2 separate regions of the Homo sapiens genome follow, and region 1 is linked to region 2. Evidence: read pairs that join two places in POLR2A ChIA-PET (ENCODE). Cell type or tissue: PC-9. All regions are shown on one strand. Links, peaks and the distances in the headings refer to the core of each region. The heading gives the core; the rest is flanking DNA. Region 1 overlaps MYL12B (myosin light chain 12B). Region 2 has its middle 29 kb from the start of LPIN2.

Region 1 (2,925 bases), core at 230-2,729, 230 kb before region 2:
CGCTCCACATATAGTAAATGTACAATAACTAATCTTCGGAATTTTGCCTCTTCTCAGAATCTTAGATGAACGCAATGTTTAATGTTTTCCCAGATACATTCTATATTTATCATTTAATAAACATCTGACTAGAAGCGTGAAAAACAATGGCATAACTAGTTTTTACTGCATAATAATGTTAAAGGGTACTTAAAAGTTCTGAAGAACACTGTCCCATATATGTGAAAAATCAATTTTACCATAAAACCTGAATCATATGAAGTTGAAAACCTGAAAAAAGGACTACCCCCACCTATCAATCATTTGTTTAACTTGCCATTACATTGCATTTGAGTCAGCATAATCTTTATTTCAAAATAACATTTTTATTATATAAAAATGTAAAAATCCAGCAAAACCAGAAATACGAATATATTTTTCTGGGCTTTCACATTTGTTGATTTTTATTCGCGATCTTTTTCAATACAATTTACACCCTCATCCCCATTTCCAGTCTGATTATACAAGTGCTAAGTGGCAGAAAGGTCTGGAATAAATACATCAAAAAGAAGAGGCAAAGCTGTGAAACTAAGTTGCATGCAACAGGTTCTATGAGGGTGGGGGAAGTGTCTGAGAAGTAAAAGAGAGTAAGACAATGTAACTGGAAGATTTTAGCTAAAGTTCTTTCAGTCATCTTTGTCTTTGGCTCCATGTTTCAGGATGCGTGTGAACTCGATGTAATTGAAATTCCCCTTTTTGTCAATAGGTGCTTCTCTGTACAGCTCATCCACTTCCTCATCTGTAAACCGATCCCCCATGGTTGTCAGCAGCTCTCTTAGGTAATCTTCCTGAATGGTGCCTGGAAGACAATAGAAAGAAGAAAGCAGTCATCAATACTTCCTGGCACTTTGATGGTTCATTCCTAAAGCTTGTCAATCGTATAAAATATTTCAGAATATCCATATCTATAAACAAAGTAAGTTAGTGAACTAAGGCTATATGAACTATATCATTATGTTTTCCAATTATTCTTAGAGTTCTGTGTTAATATTAGATCAAATCATTTAAAAGCTCAGAAACAGATCATATGCTTACAAAATTATTCTTAAGCAAATATTTTCTAAAGGTAAAAAAAGAAAACCCCTTCTATTTCACAGAAGTACTTTATATAGTGTGGAATGAGGCTGGGCATAAACAAATAGCACTCACCTGTTGCTTCTTCATCAAAGCAAGCAAAGGCGTTTCTGATGACATCTTCAGGATCTGTGCCATTTAACTTCTCACCAAACATGGTCAGGAACATGGTGAAATTGATGGGCCCTGGGGCCTCATTCATCATGGCATCAAGGTATGCATCAGTGGGATTCTTCCCTGTAAGAATACACATTTTAACATTTAAAGACAAAAACATTTAATTTCAATAGTTATTTCACTATTATTATGCTCCCCAACATATTTTTAAAATGTACATCATTTGAAACTAATTTTTCAATTAACTTTAAGAACATTTTAAAAAGATTATTTTTGACAACTTAAAAAATATTGGATACATCATTATAAAAATGTATTCCAGGCTTATATTGAAGGTTATTTATTCGTTTATGTGAACTTTCTGTTCATTATTTTTCATTAAAAACAAAACAAAAACCTGAAGCCAGGCAGTGCCACATTATTACATCTTAATTTTTTTTTTTTTTTTTTTTTGGACTATAGGCATGTGCCACCATGCCCTGCTAATTTTTTGTTTTTTGTAAAGACTGGGTTTCACTATGTTGCCCAGGCTGGTCTTGAACTCCTGAGCTCAAGTGATCCACCTGCCTTGGCCTCCCAAAGTGATGGGATTGCAGGCGTGCATCACCGCGCCCGGCCTACATCCTGAATGTTGATAACATCAATGGTCCATCGGGGAGTCAGTTCAATACCAGTCATACAAAAAAATCTAAATATTCACACTTCCAGTTGTGGTACAGATGCCCATAAGTTGATATGCTTCAAAGTTGTATTTATAAGTTGGCCATTTAAGTTTAAACTATTAGCATGGTTTTGAATTGGCAGCTTATTTTGAACAATGTTAGATATCTTCAAACACTGTTTACACATGTCATTGAACTGTGGTCTTCTTTGGTATTGTTTGTAATGGGAAATCTTAATCTCCATTCCAAGTGTGAACACTTCTTTTAGTGCAGTGGTGAGGGAACTCCCCTGACCTTTCCCTAGGAGCTGAAAGAAATCTCCCTGGAATGGCCAGACATGGTGGGAGTGTTTTTGAGGCCCCGTGGTGTGGGAAAAGCAGCACTGAACCAAGGATCTGGAATACTGGGTTTGAATCCCAGTTCTACCACTGGTTGTGTGATATAGGAGGAAGTGGCAGAACTGGCATTCAAACCCAGTATTCCAGATCCTTCGTTCAGTGCTGCCTTATGTAGAATTTACTTCTTTTTTTAAAAAAGTCTAACATTGACTGGTTAAAGTTGGTATCTCAAAGGTATCTTCCAACATTAAGTTTATATGATTTTACATGAAAAGAACATCTATTAGTCAGATATTCATATCTAAGGAACCATCTCAAAATTATACCCAACTAAGTCAAAGCTAGAATGACAATCAAAGCTACCATTATAGTTCATATGTAAGTTTTAATTCTGGGAATTTGGGTGAAATGTAAACATCATGTTGGCATCTATTTCACTGCATTGCAGTCCTACCTGATTACACTTACTCAATGTTCCAATATCAAAATTAGCCCAAAATTAAACTCAAGATTCACTGAATAAGTTAAAGTAGCTAAAAAGATCTACTTTTCTACCTCCAGATTTAACCCAACTCACTTGCAGCATTTTTTGGGGGGAAGAAAAACTGTAACCAAAAGGTGTGAAGAGAACGCTAGGGTACAAAAAGTTACAGGGATTTAAAATGAATTGGTTTAGGCTAAGCACTTATGGACCC
Region 2 (2,925 bases), core at 162-2,661:
GTTATTAAGCTGAACCTATTCAAAATGAACCTTGCTACGCACAATCAAAGGTTATCTTGTGCTAAAAGCATGACTAATTAAAGGCCACTTGGGGAAAAATAAATAGGTGCTTTGTGTGTAACTTTTGCTCCGCTGGTAACTCTGCTATCACCTTTCCCCAGTAGATCAGCAAGCAAGTTAAGCACAGTCCAGCGGCAGAATCCTGGGGTTAGGCAGATTGGCTTCACCTCCACCCCTTTCTCACTGTGGGAAAGTTAGACCCCCTCCCCACAAGTCCTCCTCTAAAGTGGGGATAAGGACACTACACTGTCTCCCACATGGAGATTTTGCCAGGATTAAAGGGGTTTATTCATTTTTAACAGTGCCTAGGAGAGCACGTGGCACATAGTAGGCCTTCAGGAAGGGGCTTTCCCCCTCCCTGTGCTTCCTGCCTCATTTTTCCAAGGGTAATTTTCCAAAGGGCAAAAAAACCATATTATCGAAATGAGAGGCCAGACGTAGTGGCTCACACGTGTAATCCCAGCACTTTGGGAGGCCGAGGCGGGCGGATCACAAGGTCAGGAGATCGAGACCATCCTGGCTAACACGGTGAAACCCCGTCTCTACTAAAAATACAAAAAAATTAGCCGGGCGTGGTGGTGGGCGCCTGTGGTCCCAGCTACTCGGGAGGCTGAGGCAGGAGAATGGTGTGAACCCGGGAGGCGGAGCTTGCAGTGAGCCGAGATCGCACCACTGCACTCCAGCCTGGGCGACAGAGCGAGACTCCATCTCAAAAAAAAAGAAATAAGAAAGGCCTCTGTTCCCCTCTGGAATACAGAAATCACTGCAGTATACAAAATCAGGAATTCCTATTTGTGGGATTTTCTTACTGGGGTTGCCTTACAAAATTTACTGAAACTATTTTGTGTATGAAATATGTTTCTAAGTACTTTCATGTGCGTCAAGTAATACGTCACCCCAGTGAGGCAGTTTGTGCTCAGGTTACTGACCTCATTTTATAGATAAGCAAACTAATGTTAAGGGAGGTGAAGTCAATCAAGCCATCAGGGTCAAGTGATATGTAAGGGAGGGAAGAATGAAACCAAGTCTCTCAACACTTCCACCATTGTTATTTTCTTTCCCACAGCCCAGGAGCCCACAGGTGGGAACCCACCTTTGTTCAATGAATCTGTGACCTGCTGCTAGAGTATTCAGAGAACACATGTCCTTGACTAGGTTGGCTGGTGGAAATGACAGCTGCTCCCCAAAAAACCTAAGGATTTCCTCTATTGTGCTGCCTTGGAAAAAGGAAATTCCCATTAGTCTCTTTCTCCTCAGAGTTTACTACTATGGCTGTAATCACTGTCATTTGAGCCGAGGGACAGATGAAAAGTGGGAGAGGATAAAACAGAAGATAAGAATCAGGACAAGAGGCTTGTTCTTGAGGAGGCTTTAATAGTTTCATCAAGACAGATGGCAGCTGTCTATAAAATATGTTTTTGGGTCTTACTTCCTCCTTCACTTTGCTTTGTTGTGACAACTGGAGTTAAGTTTTAGGCAAATAAACATATAAGATCATATTTTCACTCTGAGTATTGGGATAATTAAAGCAACGGGATGCCTCACTTTATGGAAGAAATTTTCTTTCTACAAAGCAGGTTTTACGCTGCTTTCCTGAGGTTTGACGGAGGTGGCGGGACAGCTGGGGAATGTTAGGATCCATTTCTCCCACAGAAACAGCTCCCAATATATGTAACTAATAAGTGAGCCCCAGAGCAGTTGGTCCAGCTTCATTCTTCTTGTTTGTACTCCACACTTTCCTTTTGTGCATTCTGCCTGGAGCCTACTCACCTGATACTGGTTCCTGGTTGATCAAATCTCCAGCCCCTCGGGTTCTGATACCTGTTCTAGATATGCCTCCCATGACAACCCACCCATCCCAAGAACGAGCCTCCTCAAGATGTTCATGTTTGTGCTGCATTTCCTCTGTGCCCTCCAAGCTGAGTGAGAGGATTACTAGTGTAAAATGCTAATCCCTTTGGAAAAACACATTTTATTTTAACAAAGGCCCTTAAAGCTCAGATCTGGGATCTATGTTTTAGAGGAGCAGGTTCTTTCAGAATTCCAGCTGTGCCGCCCCTGCAGAGACAAAGATGGCTGGCGAACAGTGGTGAGGACAATGCCACAATCGTCTCCTGACATAGAGGTCACCTCGGTCTGCCAGTTATCAAGAAAGAGCACCTTTTCTCCCCATCTAATCCACTTACTCATTTTAATAAAAATATGATTGTCAGGATTATTATTATTATTTTTGGAGACGGGGTCTCACTCTGTGGCCTAGGCTGGAGTGTGCAGTGGTGCGATATTGGCTGTCTGCAACCTCTGCCTCCTGCATTCAAGTGATTCTACTGCCCCAGCCTCCTGAGTAGCTGGGATTACGGGTATGTGCCATCACACCTGGCTAATTTTCGTATTTTTTTAGTAGACATTGCGGGGCGGTCTCACCATGTTGGCCAGGCTGGTCTGGAACTCCTGACCTCAAGTGGGCCACCCATCTCGGCCTCCCAAAATGTTGGGCTTACAGGCATGAGCCACCACGCCTGCCAATTATTATTATTATTGAGATGGGGTTTCACTCAGTTGCTTAGGCTGGAGTGCAGTGGCACAGTCATGGCTCATTACAGCCTCGACCTCCCAGGCTCAAGCAATCCTCCTGCCTCAGCCTCCCAAGTAGTTGAGACTACAGACGTTCACCACCACACCTGGCTAATTTTTAATTTTTTTGTAAAGACAGGGTCTACCTATATTGCTCAAGCTGGTCTCAAACTCCTGGGCTCAAGCGATCCTCCCACTTCAGCCTCCCAAAGTGCTGGGATTACAGGTACAAGCCACTGTGCCCAGCCAAAATTATTTTTTAAATGATACATTTAAAACATTTTGAATGAT

The links. ChIA-PET counts read pairs that join two places held together with the same protein. Peaks named below come from ENCODE experiments on the same cell type or tissue, not always from the same donor. Only the 100,000 strongest peaks of a DNase experiment are listed, where the experiment ranks them.
Region 1: POLR2A ChIA-PET joins it to region 2 with 26 read pairs; 2 of 35 experiments call an interaction of 5 or more read pairs at or near these places.

Annotation. Positions count from the first base shown.
Region 1 is chr18:3,275,678-3,278,602 of GRCh38, reverse strand. MYL12B (myosin light chain 12B) reads right to left here. Exons shown (of 4, transcript NM_033546.4): 3 at 1,189-1,350; 4 at 142-838. The coding sequence ends at 666. Among named protein-coding and RNA genes, the nearest start is that of MYL12-AS1, 15 kb to the right of the region's middle. In PC-9, for the core only: no CTCF peak of the experiment used is centred there; no DNase peak of the experiment used is centred there.
Region 2 is chr18:3,040,615-3,043,539 of GRCh38, reverse strand. No RefSeq gene overlaps it. Among named protein-coding and RNA genes, the nearest start is that of LPIN2, 29 kb to the right of the region's middle. In PC-9, for the core only: no CTCF peak of the experiment used is centred there; a DNase peak (open chromatin) is centred at 1,479; H3K27ac peaks cover 1,257 bases.